Linked DNA regions of Homo sapiens: region 2 is linked to region 1. A link is an interaction called in ENCODE POLR2A ChIA-PET data of the cell type or tissue named here. Cell type or tissue: PC-9. All regions are shown on one strand.

Region 1 (8,000 bases):
TATATCTTGACTCTATCAATGTCAATATCCTTGTTGTGATACTGTACCATATAGTTTTGCACTATGCTACCACTGGGGGAATCTGGTAAGGAGTTTACAGGATCTCTCTGTATTATTTCCTACATGCATGTGAATATACAATTATCTCAAAATAAAAAGCTTAAAAAAAACAACATGCCTAAATACAAATTCATTATTAACTGGTTCCAGTTAATCTCAGTTTGAGGAACAACCATTCTTCTAGACACCCAGGTTAAAAACCTGAGGTCATCTTTTACTTCATTCCTTCTCTTTCCTCCTATCCCCCTCCCTACATATCTTTTTTTGGTTTTTTGTTTGTTTGTTTGTTTAAAGACAGAGTCACTCTCTTGCCCAGGCTATGGTCTATGGAGGTGATCTTAAAGCTACAAGTCTTATGTCTCAATCTCTGTATGAGCTACTGCCATATTTCAGGCACTTGTGATTTGCAACTTGCATTACTAATGCAAAAATACGCCCATATCACTTTCTAGCTTAATGGCTTCCGTGATTTGCCATTCTTGCATAATGGGCTGGAGCTTTATATAGAGCATACAAGGCTTTTCATGATCCAGCCCATGAACTGCTCAGGTTATATTAGTTATAGTTTCAAATGTTTGGAGATTTTCCAGTTATCTTTCTGTTATTAATTTTTAATTTGATCCCATTATGTCCAGAGAATATACTCTATCATTTCAATTCTTTTAAATTTGTTAAGGTTTTTTTAAATCAAGGTGAATATTTTATGGACATTTGAAAAGAATGTGTATTGCACTGTTATTGGGCAAAGTGTTCTATAAATATGTTAGGTCCCGTTGGTTGATGGTGTTCAGTTCTTCTACATCCTGATGATTTTCTCTCTAGTAGTTCTATCAGTTGCTAAGGGTGGGGTGTTGAAATCCCCAACTCTAATTGTGGATTTGTCTATTTCTCTTTTTAACTCTGTTTTTGCTTCATATATTTTGAAGCTCTGGTGTTTGGCACATACACATTAAAGATTGCTATATATTTTTGGTGGATTGATTTATTGATTTTTTTTTTTTTTTTGAGACAGGGTCTCACTCTGTCACCCAGGCTGGAGTGCAGCACACTGCTGAGTGTGATCTCAGTTCACTGCAACTTCCATCTCCTAGGCTCAAGCAATCCTCCCACCTCAGTCTCCCAAGTGGCTGGGACTATAGGCACGCACCACTGTGCCCAGCTGATTTTTGTATTTTTTTTAGTAGAGATGGGGTTTCATCATATTGCCCAGGCTGGTCTCGAATTCCTGGGCTCAAGCGATCCGCCCACGTTGGCCTCCCAAAGTACTGAGATTACAGAAGTGAGATCTCTTTATTATTATATAATGTCCCTCTTTGTCCCTAGTAATTTTCTTTCTCTGAACTTACTTTATCTGATATTAACATACTCAGTACTGCTTTCTTAAAATTAGTGTTTGCATGATGTATTACCTTTTATCCTTTCACTTTCAGCCTACCTGTCTCATTATGTTTGAAGGAACATATACTTGCAGACAGCAGATACAGACAGTCTCTGACTTACAATGGTTTGACTTAAATGATTTTTTTTTTTTTTTTGAGACGGAGTCTCGCTCTGTCGCCCAGGCTGGAGTGCAGTGGCGCAATCTCGGCTCACTGCAAGCTCCGCCTCCCGGGTTCACGCCATTCTCCTGCCTCAGCCTCCCGAGTAGCTGGGACTATAGGCGCCCGCCACCATGCCCAGCTAATTTTTTGTAGTTTTAGTAGAGACGGGGTTTCACTATGTTAGCCAGGATGGTCTCTATCTCCTGACCTCGTGATCTGCCCACCTCGGCCTCCCAAAGTGCTGGGATTAGAGGCGTGAGTCACCGCGCCCGGCATGATTTTTTTTTTTTTAACCTTATGATGGTTCAAAAGCAATATACATTCAGTAGAAATCATACTTTAAGTACCCATACAACCATTTCTATTGTTCACTTTCAGTACCGTATTCAACAGATAACATGACATATTCAATACTTTATCATAAAATAGGCTTTATGTTAGGTAATTTTGCCCAACTATAGGCTAATGTAAGTGTTCTGAGCACATTTAAGTTAGGCCTGGCTAAGCTATAATGTTTGACAGGTTAGATGTATTAAATGTATTTTTGACTTTGAATGTTTTTCAACTTACCATGGATTTATTGGGAACATAACCTCATCATAAGTCAAGAAGCATCTGTACGTCTGTTTTTATGTATTGTGTTGTTTCTTTCTTTCCCTCCCTCCTTGTTCCCTTCCCTTCTCTCCTCCTCCTCTTCCCCCTCCCATTCCCTCCTCTCCCCTCCCCTCCCCTTCCCTTCCCTTCCTTCTACCTTCTTTCCCTTTCTTAGGTCCCAGCCTCCTTCTGTTAATTTATTTCTGTATGGAGAGCTTCCTTTAGCCATTCTTTAAGGGTAGGTCTCAACAAACTGTTTCTCTTCATCTGAGAATGTCTTCATTTTTCCCTTTATTCCTGAAGGCCAATTTCACCTGATAACAGGATTCAAGGTTGACGGTTTTGTTTTCAGCACTTGATAAGTGTTGGACCACTTCTAGATGGCCCCCATCATTTCTTTTACAGGTAGTGCAAAAATACAGTTTGAATTAGCATTCCTTCCTGGTTGTTTCTCCCTGACTGTTTTAAAGATTTCTTTTTTCTTAATCTCCAGTTTTTAGAAGGTTAATTATGATGTGTCAGTATGGCTTTGGACTGTTTTCTCTATTTGGAGCTCAATCAACTTCTTGAATCTGTAGGTGTTTGTCTTCCACCGGATTTGGGAAGTTTTCAGCCATTATTTCTCCGAATACGTTTTAGTCTCACACTTTCTCCTCTCCTGCAAAGACTCTGATGATACAAATGTCAGTAGCTCTATCACAGGATCCTTAGGGTGTCACTTCACCAGCCAGAAACCTCTGTGGCTAGTGGCATCTTCTGCCTGAGTATTGCTTGTGCCCGCTGGGCTTGTTCTGCCCACTCAGCCCAGCAGGCTGCGCTCAGCTCACACTACAGGCCCAGATCCCACACTTGCCAGGGGTGAGCCAGGCATGGAGTGGCAAGGCGTGTGTGGGCAAGTGAGCGCAGGGTCTGGCCACTATGCACAGCCAGGCATGCTGGCTGCTGTGGTGGGGTGGGGAGCTCAGGTGCTGGCACAGGTGCCAGCTCCATGCAAGGCTGTGGCTGGACCAGATGTACTGCACACGGCTTCCACTGCAGGCATCCACGCCTGGATGAGGGGAACGCAGTGGCACCCGGAAGCTTGGAGACGCCAGAAATCGCAGAGCCCGAAAGAGGGTGTCACAGCCCTAGCTCAGGGAGCTGCAGCTCTTCTCTCCTTGTCACCCACAACATGGAGAGTGGGGGTGGCGGCAGGGGGGTGTTTCAGCCCTATTTGTGTTACGGCTCTTTTAGCCCTGCCATTTGAAGAGGAGGAAAAAATGATTCTATACCGTCTTGTTCTGAAACCATAAGCCTGATGTTTAAAGGAAGTAGTGGTTGGTGGCTGTATTCAAAGGGCAGGAAAAATGGAGTAAGAAACTGATCAGTGGCTGGGCACTGTGGCCCATACCTGTAATCCCAGCACTTTGGGAGGCCAAGGCAGGTGGATTGCTTGAGGTCAGGAGTTCAAGACCAGCCTGACCAACATGGTGAAACCCCGTCTGTACTAAAAATAAAAAAAATTAGCCAGGCATGGTGGTGGGTGCCTGTAGTCCTAGCTACTCAGGAGGCTGAGGCAGGAGAATCGCTTGAACCTGGGAGGCAGAGGTTGCAGTCAGACGAAATCATGCCATTGCACTCTAGCCTGGGCGACAGACACTCCGTCTCAAAAAAATAGAAAGAAAGAAAGAAAGAAATCGATCAATATTAACTCCACCAAATAGAGAAATGCTGCTCATTGGTTCTTAACTATCTGATTAAAAATGGGCTTTGTGCATATGCTGAACTCTGCAGTTATTAAAGAAATCATGAAGTGTTATTGTTTGGATGCATAGTCCTGTGATTGGTAGCATAAATGATGTGATACTGGGTAAGTGGATACAAAATTTGATTGGCCACATGTTTTAAAGCATGTATTTGAACATACAATTGGCTAATATATCTGAGCACTGCCTGTAAATGACAGATGGTTCTAACTTTCTTGAACCCATCTTCCACAGGGAGTGAAGTGGATAGCAGGGAAGGTTACAAATCAGTGGATTGAGAATGGCAAACAGGAATAACTCACTACTGATTCTGCCCAGCTGCTACTGAACACTGTCCTGAAAGAGCCAAAGACATTACTAATTGATCACAGCACTCTCCTGTTGAGTTTAGTTGATCACAATAAGAGTGCTGTGATCACAATAAGAGAGTGCTGTGATCAATTAGTAATGTCTTCCACCGGTTCAGGAATGGGCGTTGGCTGCACATATGCCACCTATTTAACACTTCCGACCTAGAAAATTCCTCTAGAGAGCACATCCTCTCTGGCTGTAGATACAGGCAGCCAACTTATCTGTTTGAAGACCCAAGGATTAAAAAAGGTCCATCTTGAGGGGTTTGTAATAAGGAGATTTATTAGTGTTGGGCCCAGAGTAATGGATGGAGTTTTTCCAACATTTTGCCCAGGGGCTCAGAACATATGGACTGCTAGTTGAGATGGGGCTTGGAATTACATTTACACACATTCCACCAATAAATATTTGAACACAGGTGCATTTTTTAACAATAGTTTTCTGCATGAACTGCAAAAATGCCTTCCAAATGACCTCTGTCTCTGGGGTCCTACCCTTCCTACTCCCATAAATCTGGTAGCCAACAAACAGCTGTAGACACAGCTTGTCTTGGGGATTAGGGGCTGCCTTGACAGGAAATAAAGCAAGGATCACTTTTTTTTTTTTTTTGAGACAGGGTCTCACTTTGTTGCTCAGGCTGGAGTGCAGTGGTGCAATCAGAGATCACTGCAGCCTCCATCTACCTGGGCTCAAGCAATTCTCCCACCTCAGCTTCCCGAGTAGCTGGGACCACAGGGGCACACCACCATGACCAGCTAATTTTTTTTTTTATACTTTAAGTTCTAGGGTACATGTGCACAACGTGGAGGTTTGTTACAAAGGTATACATGTGTCATGTTGGTGTGCTGCACCCGTTAACTCGTCATTTACATTAGGTATATCTCCTAATGCTATCCCTCCTCCCTCCCCCCACCCCACGACAGGCCCTGGTGTGTGATGTTCCCCACCCTGTGTCCAAGTGTTCTCATTGTTCAATTCCCACCTATGAGTGAGAACATGCAGTGTTTGGTTTTCTGTCCTTGCGATAGTTTGCTCAGAATGATGGTTTCCAGCTTCATCCATTTCCCTACAAAGGATATGAACTCATCCTTTTTTACGGCTGCATAGTATTCCATGGTGTAAATGTGTCACATTTTCTTAATCCAGTCTATCATTGATGGACATTTGGGTTGTTCCAAGTCTTTGCTACTGTGAATAGTGCCGCAATAAACATATGTGTGCATGTGTCTTTATACCAGCATGATTTATAATCCTTTGGGTACATGCCCAGTGATGGGATGGCTGGGTAAAATGGTATTTCTAGTTCTAGATCCTTGAGGAATCGCCACACTGTCTTCCACAATGGTGGAACTAGTTTACAGTCCCACCAACAGTGTAAAAGTGTTCCTATTTCTCCACATCCTCTCCAGCACCTGTTGTTTTCTGACTTTTTAATGATCGCCATTCTAACTGGTGTGAGATGGTATCTCATAGTGGTTTTGATGTGCATTTCTCTGATGGCCAGTGATGGTGAGCATTTTTTCATGTGTCTGTTGGCTGCATAAATGTCTTCTTCTGAGAAGTGTCTGTTTATATCCTTTGCCCACTTTTTGATGGGGCTGTTTGATTTTTGCTTGTAAATTTAAGTTCTTTGTAGATTTTGGATATTAGCCCATTGTCAGATGAGTAGATTGCAAAAATTTTCTCCCATTCTGTAGGTTGCCTGTTCACTCTGACGGTAGTTTCTTTTGCTGTGCAGAAGCTCTTTAGTTTAATTAGATCCCATTTGTCAATTTTGGCTTTTGTTGCCATTGCTTTTGGTGTTTTAGTCATGAAGTCCTCGCCCGTGCCTATGGCCTGAATGGTATTGCCTAGGTTTTCTTCTGGGGTTTTTATCGTTTTAAGTCTAACATTTAAGTCTTTAATCCATCTTCAATTAATTTTTGTGTAAGATATAAGGAAGGGATCCAGTTTCAGCTTTCTACATATGGCTAGCCAGTTTTCCCAGCACCATTTATTAAATAGGGAATCATTTCCCCATTTCTTGTTTTTGTCAGGTTTCTCAAAGATCAGATGGTTTTAGGTGTGTGATATTATTTCCGGGGGCTCTATTCTGTTCCATTGGTCTATATCTCTGTTTTGGTACCAGTACCATTTTGTTTTGGTTACTGTAGGCTTGTAGTATAGTTTGAAGTCAGGTAGCATGATGCCTCCAGTTTTGTTCTTTTGGCTTAGGATTGTCTTGGCAATGCGGGCTCTTTTTTGGTTCCATATGAACTTTAAAGTAGTTTTTTCCAATTCTGTGAAGAAAGTCATTGGTAGCTTGATGGGGATGGCATTGAATCTATAAATTACCTTGGGCAGTATGGCCATTTTCACAATATTGATTCTTCCTATCCATGAGCATGGAATGTTCTTCCATTTGTTTGTGTCCTCTTTTATTTCGTTGAGCAGTGGTTTGTAGTTCTCCTTGAAGAGGTCCTTCACATCCCTTGTAAGTTGGATTCCTAGGTATTTTATTCTCTTTGAAGCAATTGTGAATGGGAGTTCACTCATGATTTGGCTCTTTGTTTGTCTGTTATTGGTGTATAGGAATGCTTGCGATTTTTGCACATTGATTTTGTATCCTGAGACTTTGCTGAAGTTGCTTATCAGCTTAAGGAGATTTTGGGCTGAGATGATGGGGTTTTCTACATATACAATCATGTTATCTGCAAACAGGGACAATTTGACTTCGTCTTTTCCTAATTGAATACCCTCTATTTCTTTCTCTTGCCTGACTGCCCTGGCCAGAACTTCCAACACTACGTTGAATAGGAATAGTGAGAGAGAGCATCCCTGTCTTGTGCCAGTTTTCAAAGGGAATGCTTCCAGTTTTTGCCCATTCAGTATGATACTGGCTGTGGGTTTATCATATATAGCTCTTATTATTTTGAGATACGTCCCATCAATACCTAGTTTATTGAGAGTTTTTAGCATGAAGGGCTGTTGAATTTTGTCGAAGGCCTTTTCTGCATCTATTGAGATAATCATGTGGTTTTTGTCTTTGGTTCTGTTTATATGATGGATTACGTTTATTGATTTGCATAGGTTGAACCAGCCTTGCATCCCAGAGATGAAGCCAACTTGATCATGATAGGTAAGCTTTTTGATGTGCTGCTGGATTTGGTTTGCCGGTATTTTATTGAGGATTTTTGCATCAATGTTCATCAGGGATATTGGTCTAAAATTCTCTTTTTTTGTCGTGTCTCTGTCAGGCTTTGATATCAGGATGTTGGCCTCATAAAATGAATTAGGGAGGATTCTCTCTTTTTCTATTGATTGGAATAGTTTCAGAAGGAACGGTACCAGCTCCTCTTTGTACCTCTGGTAGAATTCGGCTGTGAATCTGTCTGGTCCTGGACTTTTTTTGGTTGGTAGGCTATTAATTATTGCCTCAATTTCAGAACTTGTTATTGGTCTATTCAGGGATTCAACTTCTTCCTGTTTTAGTCTTGGGAGGGTGTATGTGTCCAGGAATTTATCCATTTCTTCTAGGTCTTCTAGTTTATTTGCATAGAGGTGTTTATAGTATTCTCTGATGGTAGTTTGTATTTCTGTGGGATCAGTGGTGATATCCCCTTTATCATTTTTTATTGCGTCTATTTGATTCTTCTCTCTTTTCTTCATTAGTCTTGCTAGCGGTCTATCAATTTTGTTGATCTTTTCAAAAAACCAGCTCCTGGATTCA
Region 2 (8,000 bases), 120 kb before region 1:
GAATCAGATGAGATGCTTGGTCTCTAGTAAGACCTTAAGGGATGGACAGAAGACAGGCAGATTTTGGATATGGTATACGTGGCTGTGGGCTAGCGTGTTTACTACTGGGCCTGGGATGTATTTGGAATGTACACATGTGTCCTTTGCTTCTCAGAACACTTTGAGGCAGCAGAGTTACTACTGCCTGCCAGCCTGCCTCACAGGGTTTTTTGTTTTGTTTTGTTTTCTTTTTTTTTGAGATGAGTTTCACTCTTGTTGCCCAGGCTGGAGTGCAATGGTGTGATCTTGGCTCACTGCAACCTCCACCTACTGGGTTCAAGCGATTCTCCTGCCTCAGCCACCTGAGTAGCTGGGATTACAGGTGCATGCTACCATGCCCGGCTAATATTTTTTATTTTTATTTTTATTTATTTATTTATTTTTGAGATGGAGTCTCGCTCTGTCACCAGGCTGGAGTGCAGTGGTGCAATCTCGGCTCACTGCAACCTCTGCCTCCCAAGTTTAAGTGATTCTCTTGCCTCAGCCTCCCAAGTAGCTGGGACTATAGGCACGCGCCACCACACCCAGCCAATTTTTTGTACTTTTAATAGAGACGAGGTTTCACTATATTGGCTAGGGTGGTCTTGAACTCCTGACCTCAGGTGATCTGCCCGCCTCAGCCTCCAAAAGTGCTGGAATTACAGGCATGAGCCACCGCGCCTGGCCCTGACAGGGCTTTGTAATGCTCAAATAATATGATCCAAGGGTCAGAGTTGAGTAAACTATAGAACATAGTCCTTGCATTCCACCCCAGGGGCCCAATAACGAGGTCTTTCTCTAAATCTCAGAAAACACTAAGCTAAGGGAGGTAAGTTCTGCAGATGGGTTTTCTCTGTGTGTGTGTGTGTGTGTGTGTATACATATATATATACACACACACATATATATATATACACACATATATATACATTTAAACCTTTGGTGCTCTACTTGTCTGCTACCAAAATTGTAGGCAGATGACTGAAAAATGTAACACACAGAATGGCCTGCATAGAAACCTGGCTCTTGGAAGTCATATGAGTCAGTTTCCTCAACTGTAAAGTGGTGGCTCACTGTACAGACACTCAGTAAGCACCCAGCAAATGAACACCTTCCAGGGGTTCTGTATTGGAGTCAGCTGTATAGAATGAAAACAAATGACAAAAGGGGAAACACACAGAGTTTATTATTCTCCCCCATAAAAAAGGCCGGAGGTGACAGTCCAAGCTGAGATGGCCTCTCCCCCAGGCACTGTCTCTCTACTTTGCCCCCCTGCGGCACCTTGTTCAGCTGGCATGTCAGCATTCCACACAGCACGAAGGAGGAAGGACAAATGGACTCTCCCCATCTCTCTGCCCACTGCCCCCCTCCCCACAACCCGTTTAAAAAATAGATATGGGGGGCCGGGTGCGGTGGCTCGTGCCTGTAACCCCAGCACTTTGGGAGGCCGAGGCGGGTGGATCACGAGGTCAGGAGATCGAGACCATCCTGGCTAACACGGTGAAACCCCGTCTCCACTAAAAATACAAAAAATTCTCCAGGCATGGTGGTGGCAGGCGCCTGTAGTCTCAGCTACTCTGGAGGCTGAGGCAGGAGAATAGCGTGAGCCCGGGAGGCGTAGCTTGCAGCAAGGCGAGATTGCGCCACTGCACTCCAAGCCTAGGCGACAGAGCGAGACTCCATCTCAAAAAAAAAAAAAAAAAAAAAATAGACATGGGGGCCTGGCGCGGTGGCTCACGCCCGTAATCCTAGCACTTTGGGAGTCCGAGGTGGGCGGATCACGAGGTCAGGGGTTCGAGACCAGCCTGGTCAGCGTGGTGAAAATCCATCTCTACTAAAAATATAAAAATCAGCTGGGCGTGGTGGCGCATGGCTGTAGTCCCAACCACTCAGGAGGCTGAGGCAGGAGAATCACTTGAACCCGGGAGGCGGAGCTTGCAGCGAGCCGAGATCGTGCCACCACACTCCAGCCTGGGCGACAGAGCGAGACTCCGTCTCAAAAAAAAAAAAAAAATAGACATAGGGTCTTGCTATGTTGCCCAGGCTGGTCTTAAACTCCTTCCTTGAGTGATTCTCCCACCTTGGCTTCCCAAAGTGCTGGGATTTACAGGAGTGAGACACAGTGCCCAGCCTCTCTACATTTTTTTTTTTTTTTTTTAAGACAGACTCTCACTCAGTCCCTCAGGCTGGAGTGCAGTGGTGTGATCTCAGCTCACTGCAATCTCCACCTCCCAGGTTCAATTGATTCTCCTGCCTCAGCCTCCCAAGTAGCTGGGACTACACGCCTGGCTAATTTTTGTATTTTTAGTAGAGACAGGGTTTTGTCATGTTGGCCAGGCTGATCTCAAACTCCTGACCTCAAATCATCCACCCGCCTTGGCCTCCCAAAGTCCTGGGATTACAGGCATGAGCCATTGTGCCCAACCCTCCCTGCCCTGTTTTAAGGAGGGTCCTGTTCAACAATTACTCTACAGACCAATTGCCCGCAACTATATACTTGGCAGTGAGGAACTGCTGGGGAGGCTGGGAGATTCAGCCTATAGGCACCTTGGTGGCCCTAATAACTCTTTTATCTTCTTCTTCTTCCCCATCAGAACCTGTTCTCAAGGAAAAGAGCTAAGGTAGGCTGCCAGATAAAATGCTGAGGTAAGTCTGTTCCAGAAAATATTGGGACATAGACTAAAAAATTGTTGTTTGTTTATCTGAAACTCAAATTTAACTGAGTGTCTTCTTTTCCCCCTAAATCTGGCAATCCTAATCCAAGGCTAAACTCATTTTCAGGACGCAAAAGGCTCTGGCCTTACCTTTTGAGTCAGGACGTTGCACTTTGACAGAAGGCTCTGGAAGGAAACTTTAAAGGGAGCCTTCCAGAGGGAAATGCGGTGTTGGGGTAGGTCTGCCTTTGGCTATGGGCTTTCTGGCTGCCGGAGGGCCCAGGGTCCCCCAGGAAAGCCTTCTGTGGAGGTCTTTTGAGAGAGACAAAGCAGAGGGGTGGAGGAAGGGCGGCTCAGGTGGAAGGAGTGAGGACAAAGGTGAGTGCCCCTGGGCAGGAAGTGCTGAAAGAGAGAAGGAGGGAGGCCACCAGGCCTGGGCCTGGAGCCAGCCTGGGAGACTCCCAGCCGCCCACTTCTCGGGGCCTCCCTTTTCCAGCCCCTTGCTTTCGAGGCAGCAGTGCCATTATTTGGGGAAACCAGCTAACCAGATAGGACAGCAAACCGGGGATTTATGTGGTGTGGGAACAGCTCAGGTTTCCCTCCCTGTTTACCCAGCAGTATTTTTTAAAACAGAAATCAGCGTGTGGGTAACCGCAGCTGTGAGTTACTAGCTCTGGCTGTGAGGGCTGGGGTGGGGGGAGTCTCTTCAGAGCCCTCTGTCCACTGGCCTGGGAGCTACTGAAGGAATGTGCCTCTCCCCATCCCAGGCCAGGTGGAGAAGGTGGCCCTGCGGAAGTTCCCAGATCACTGCCCACCTCACCCTTCCCCTCCCGACGAAGGCCAGCACACCTGGGGGAGGTGTGATGATGGTTCAAGGTCTAAAGCTTTAGAGATCAGTCAGTTTAGGGGTCAGAACCCATGGAGCCAGGCAAGTAAACACAGGTTCCCCAAGCCAGCTGGGAGGGAGACACCTGGGTGCCTTTGATGGGAGAAAGAGGGGGCCAACAGCTACTTGGCACTGGCCAATTTTCCCTTGCATGAACATGGGCCCAGTGTAACCAACCATATCTTTCCATTTGTCAAAAAAAAGCCATATTTCCAGATTTTTTATAGGCAACCTGTCAACTTTTAAATGTTGGCAATGAATTCAAAACACTGCCATTCAATTAAAAGCAGCCCAGAACATGGCACGACTGGTTCTTGGAATACCAATCTGCAATCTCTGATCTTGTCCAACTCTCTCTGCTCCCCATTTTACAGATCAGGAAGCTGAGGCCCAGAGAGGCCTAGGGACTTAGCCATGGCTGCAGCAGTTGTTATTGGGAATGCCATGAGGCCAGGATGCCTGTTATGTGTTCTTTGCCCAGCCTAGCAGTTTGGCTGGCTTGGCTATGCCAGAGGTCTCACCATGCAGTTCTCAAGTGCTTCCTGAGCATCTCTCATTTGCATAGACATGACATTTACAAACACATCCATCATCTACTTGATTCTGGCAATGACACCGAGGGAGCAGAACTGGCATTAATCCATTTTTTTTAATGGTGAGAACACTGAGGTTTGGAGAGGCTGGTGACCTGCCAAAGTCACAGTCCTAGAAAGGGCTGCAGCCAGGGCCTCCAATTACAGATCAAGGGTTTTTCCACCCCCAAACTCAGTCATCTCGTAAAAACGTCAGGCTCCTTGGGGAATACAGCTTGAGATGGATAATCAACTCCTCCTAAAAGGGAACCATAAATGGATGAGATACTTGGGTAAACTGAATATTCTTTGTAACTTAAAGTTAATTGAAAATCCATAGGTTATCAATTTTCCAAGCAGGAGAATAAAATAGAAGGTATTTCAAAGAGCAATTATAGTAGGCATGGCTTAATCTTTCTTTGATGATTCTGAAGGCATTTCAGGGGAATGTAATGCCTTAGGGCATCATTATGAACACCAATAATTACTGTGTAGGGCTGTGACGCAAATTCTCATCAATCCCCTCCTGGCTGTCGGGGTGTTTTCAGAGAGGATCATGCAGGGAGTGTGAACGTGTGCCTGTCTGTTTCTTGCTGCTCTCTCCGCCTTTGTCAATTTCAGGGTGCTGTTGTGGAAAATGCAGTGTCCCTGGAAGGGGGAGGTCACTTAACCTTAATGAGCTTCTGTTTCTTTATTAAAATGGGGTAATGCAGACTCCTATACTCACTGTCAAGGTTTTGTGGGGCTCAGATGTCAGTGTCAGAGCAGGAAGAAACTTTAGATCATGATATGCACCAGCTTCATTCTGCCATGGAAAAATCTGAGGCCCAGAGAGGTTAGGAGCCTCGTCCAAGGTCACCCAGCCAGGGAGAGGGTGCTAGAACCTGGGTTTTCTGCTTCCTAACCTCTTTCCTGAATATAACACTATGGAAGAAAAAGATCTGGAGGAACGGAAAGATGAACACATGATTACACATGCAAACAATACTGGGGTCTCTCTGATCAGAGAAGGTGTGATCTTCCAGCCTCAGGAGAGGGGCCATCCAAGTCCTGGAGGAGGTGAACCCCTTAGTTCAGGGCTGGGAGTAGCCTGGGGGCAGCAGAGACACTGCTGTGAGGTTTATAGTTTCATGACTGTCAGAGCTTTTTAAAATGTGGTAATTTTAAGTGTGCAGCCTCCCAGGGTCTTTCTTCTTTTAATTGAAGAAATAAACCATCTCCCCTAAGGCATGCTTGGCGAAGGAGAAAGGCAGGTGCAAGGCTCACAGAGGAGAGCAGCAGCCTAGAAGGGCTCTGTGTCATGGGGAAGTAAAACATCCCAGAAACAGAGAGCAGAAGGCCTTGACTGAGCCCCAGGAGAGGCAGGACACCAGGGGTGCACACCCATAAACACACACATACACATGTATGTCTCCTCCCTGGAGCCTGAGAGTCCCTATATACAGCAGGTGCATGTGGGCCACACATCACACAAAATTGAATACAGGCAGGCTCAGAGCACCAGCACACACGTATGTCCTTGACACCCTTAGAGATACTACTAAGCACGTGTGTGTACCTGCTCACCCATATGGCAGAGCCCCTGGATCTGGGCAGAAATGCCAAAGCAGGGGCAGGCGCGTGTGCGCGCGCACACACACACACACACACACACACACACACTAGCACAGCCACAAAAGCTCAATCCACATCCAGCATTCCTAACAACACACACACAGCTAGACACGCTAGGAGACACATCAGGACAATGTTTCCACTCCCGCTGCCATACACATATGCAGGTCCACATTCACCAGTGGGGTAGGGTAGAGTCTCATCAGTCCAGACTCGCAGACAGCTGGACACAGAGGTGATCTCTGAAACCCAATGTCTACACACTGTGGTCTTTGTTACACACACACACACACACATTGAAATGATGTCCTCAGCCTTTGGTTATTTTTGGTTTCTTCTGAGCTGGAGTTTCACTCTTGTTGCCTAGGCTAGAGTGCAGTGGCGTGATCTCAGCTCACTGCAACCTCCACCTCCCGGGTTCAAGTGATTCTCCTGCCTCAGCCTCCCAAGTGGTTGGGACTACAGGCGCCCGCCACCACACCCTACTAATTTTTGTATTTTTAGTGGAAACAGGGTTTCACCATGTTGGCCAGGCTGGCCTTGAACTCCTGACCTCAGATGATCCTTCCGCCTTGGCCTCCCAAAGTGCTGGGATTACAAGCTTGAGCCACCGCACCCGGCCGAGCCTTCGGGTATTTTGAAAGCTGAATGTGTGGTTACATTTTCTTTTCTTTTTCTTCTTTTTTTTTTGAGACGGAGTCTCTCTCTGTCACCAGGCTGGAGTGCAGTGGCGCGATCCTGGCTCACTGCAACCTCTGACTCCCCGGTTCAAGTGATTCTCCTGTCTCAGCCTCCTGAGTAGCTAGGATTACAGGCATGCACCACCACGTCCAGCTAATTTTTGTATTTTTAGTAGAGCCAGGGTTTCACCATGTTGGCCAGGATGGTCTCCATCTCCTCAAATCGTCATCCGCCCGCCTTGGCCTCCCGAAGTGCTGGGATTACAGGCGTGAGCCACAGTGCCCGGCCTACGTTTTCAAACAGCAATAGCATTCGCCTCCTCTGTCAGTTTAACCCCCATCACAACTCCCACTTTTGGCACCTAAACAGTTAATTTCCCAGTTCATGGGCCTTCAAAGTCCTGCTCTAGTCTCTGGAGGAACTTTCACCTACAGAGGAAGGTGTAAGGGAAACTAGTTCATGGATTTAAGTAGAAACATTTTAGGTGTAGCTTTCACATACAGAGGAGTGAGAAAAAACTGATTCATGGATTTAGATGGAAACATTGTAGTATGAACCCAGCGGAGGGTCTGGGAGCGCCTTCTGGTGGTGAGAATTAGAACCGCAGCACTTTCTGCAATGTGCCCAGGCCAGAAAGCTCTACCTTCTGATAGGACCCACTTCTGACCCTAGAATGGGGGAACTGATGGAGGTGTCAAGCCACTGTGGTCCCACAGCTGCATGCAGGCACAGGGGATAGGAAGAGAGCTACCTACAGGTTACTAAACCATTCCCTTTTAAAACAGCACCAGGCTTATGTCTACTCTGCGCTTCCATTTTCTAGGTTTTAAGTGGAAGATATGTGAACACCCAGTGGGCTGGATGGCTGTCCCTGCTACAAGTCTGTGATGTCTCCGTCCAGTGGCAGAGCTGGAAGGCAGGTGCTGTCGGGGCTGCATCTGCCTTGTTCACCAGCATAGGCCTAAAACCATGGAGGGGGTGCTTTGGCTTAGATCCCCACTTGGCCTGTGTGTGTAAGAGGCTCTCAGGCACCTTAATGCTACATCACCAACCAAACCTCCTGATGATTCTTTTAGGTTCTCCGTTTCCAGGCAGATTCACTTCTGTAGATTTATTTATTTATTTTTGAGACAGGGTCTGGCTCTGTCCCGCAGGCTGGAGTACAGTGATGCAATCTCGGCTCACTGTAGCCTTGACCTCAACTTCAAGTGATCCTCCAACCTCAGCCTCCCAGTATGAGGGACCACAGGTGTGCACCATCACACCTGGCTAATTTTTGTACTTTTTGTAGAGACGGGGTCTCACCATGTTGCCCAGCTGGTCTCAAACTCCTAGGCTCAAGCGATCCACCAACCTTGGCCTCTGAAATGCTGGGATTCCAGGTGTGAAGCACCGCGCCCAGTCCCTGACTTCTGTAGACGTTTGTATTGTTTACATCTACTGTGTGCAATGTACGAGATGCAGTCAGGTGTCTGGATGGACCAGGGGATCTGGCATCTTATAGACTTGGGTTTGAACCCCAACTGAGCCATTTACTGGCTGGGTGACTTTGGGTGAGTTCTTAAACCTCTCTGA

Evidence for each region. Peaks named below come from ENCODE experiments on the same cell type or tissue, not always from the same donor. Only the 100,000 strongest peaks of a DNase experiment are listed, where the experiment ranks them.
Region 2: POLR2A ChIA-PET joins it to region 1 with 13 read pairs; 2 of 35 experiments call an interaction of 5 or more read pairs at or near these places.

What each region holds. Positions count from the first base shown.
Region 1 is chr17:43,787,451-43,795,450 of GRCh38, forward strand. It overlaps CFAP97D1 (CFAP97 domain containing 1), which reads left to right. Exons shown (of 6, transcript NM_001136483.3): 6 at 1-170. Among named protein-coding and RNA genes, the nearest start is that of CFAP97D1, 11 kb to the left of the region's middle. In PC-9, a CTCF peak has its summit at 3,022; a DNase peak (open chromatin) is centred at 4,371; H3K27me3 peaks cover 1,243 bases.
Region 2 is chr17:43,666,977-43,674,976 of GRCh38, forward strand. LINC02594 (long intergenic non-protein coding RNA 2594) reads left to right here. Exons shown (of 4, transcript NR_184089.1): 2 at 2,613-2,664. Among named protein-coding and RNA genes, the nearest start is that of LINC02594, 6.1 kb to the left of the region's middle. RefSeq lists enhancers at 1,515-2,014, 2,589-3,112, 3,113-3,634. In PC-9, CTCF peaks have their summits at 7,018 (motif pointing left) and 7,220; DNase peaks (open chromatin) are centred at 1,175, 3,295, 4,195, 6,975 and 1 weaker place; H3K4me3 peaks cover 431 bases; H3K27ac peaks cover 3,216 bases.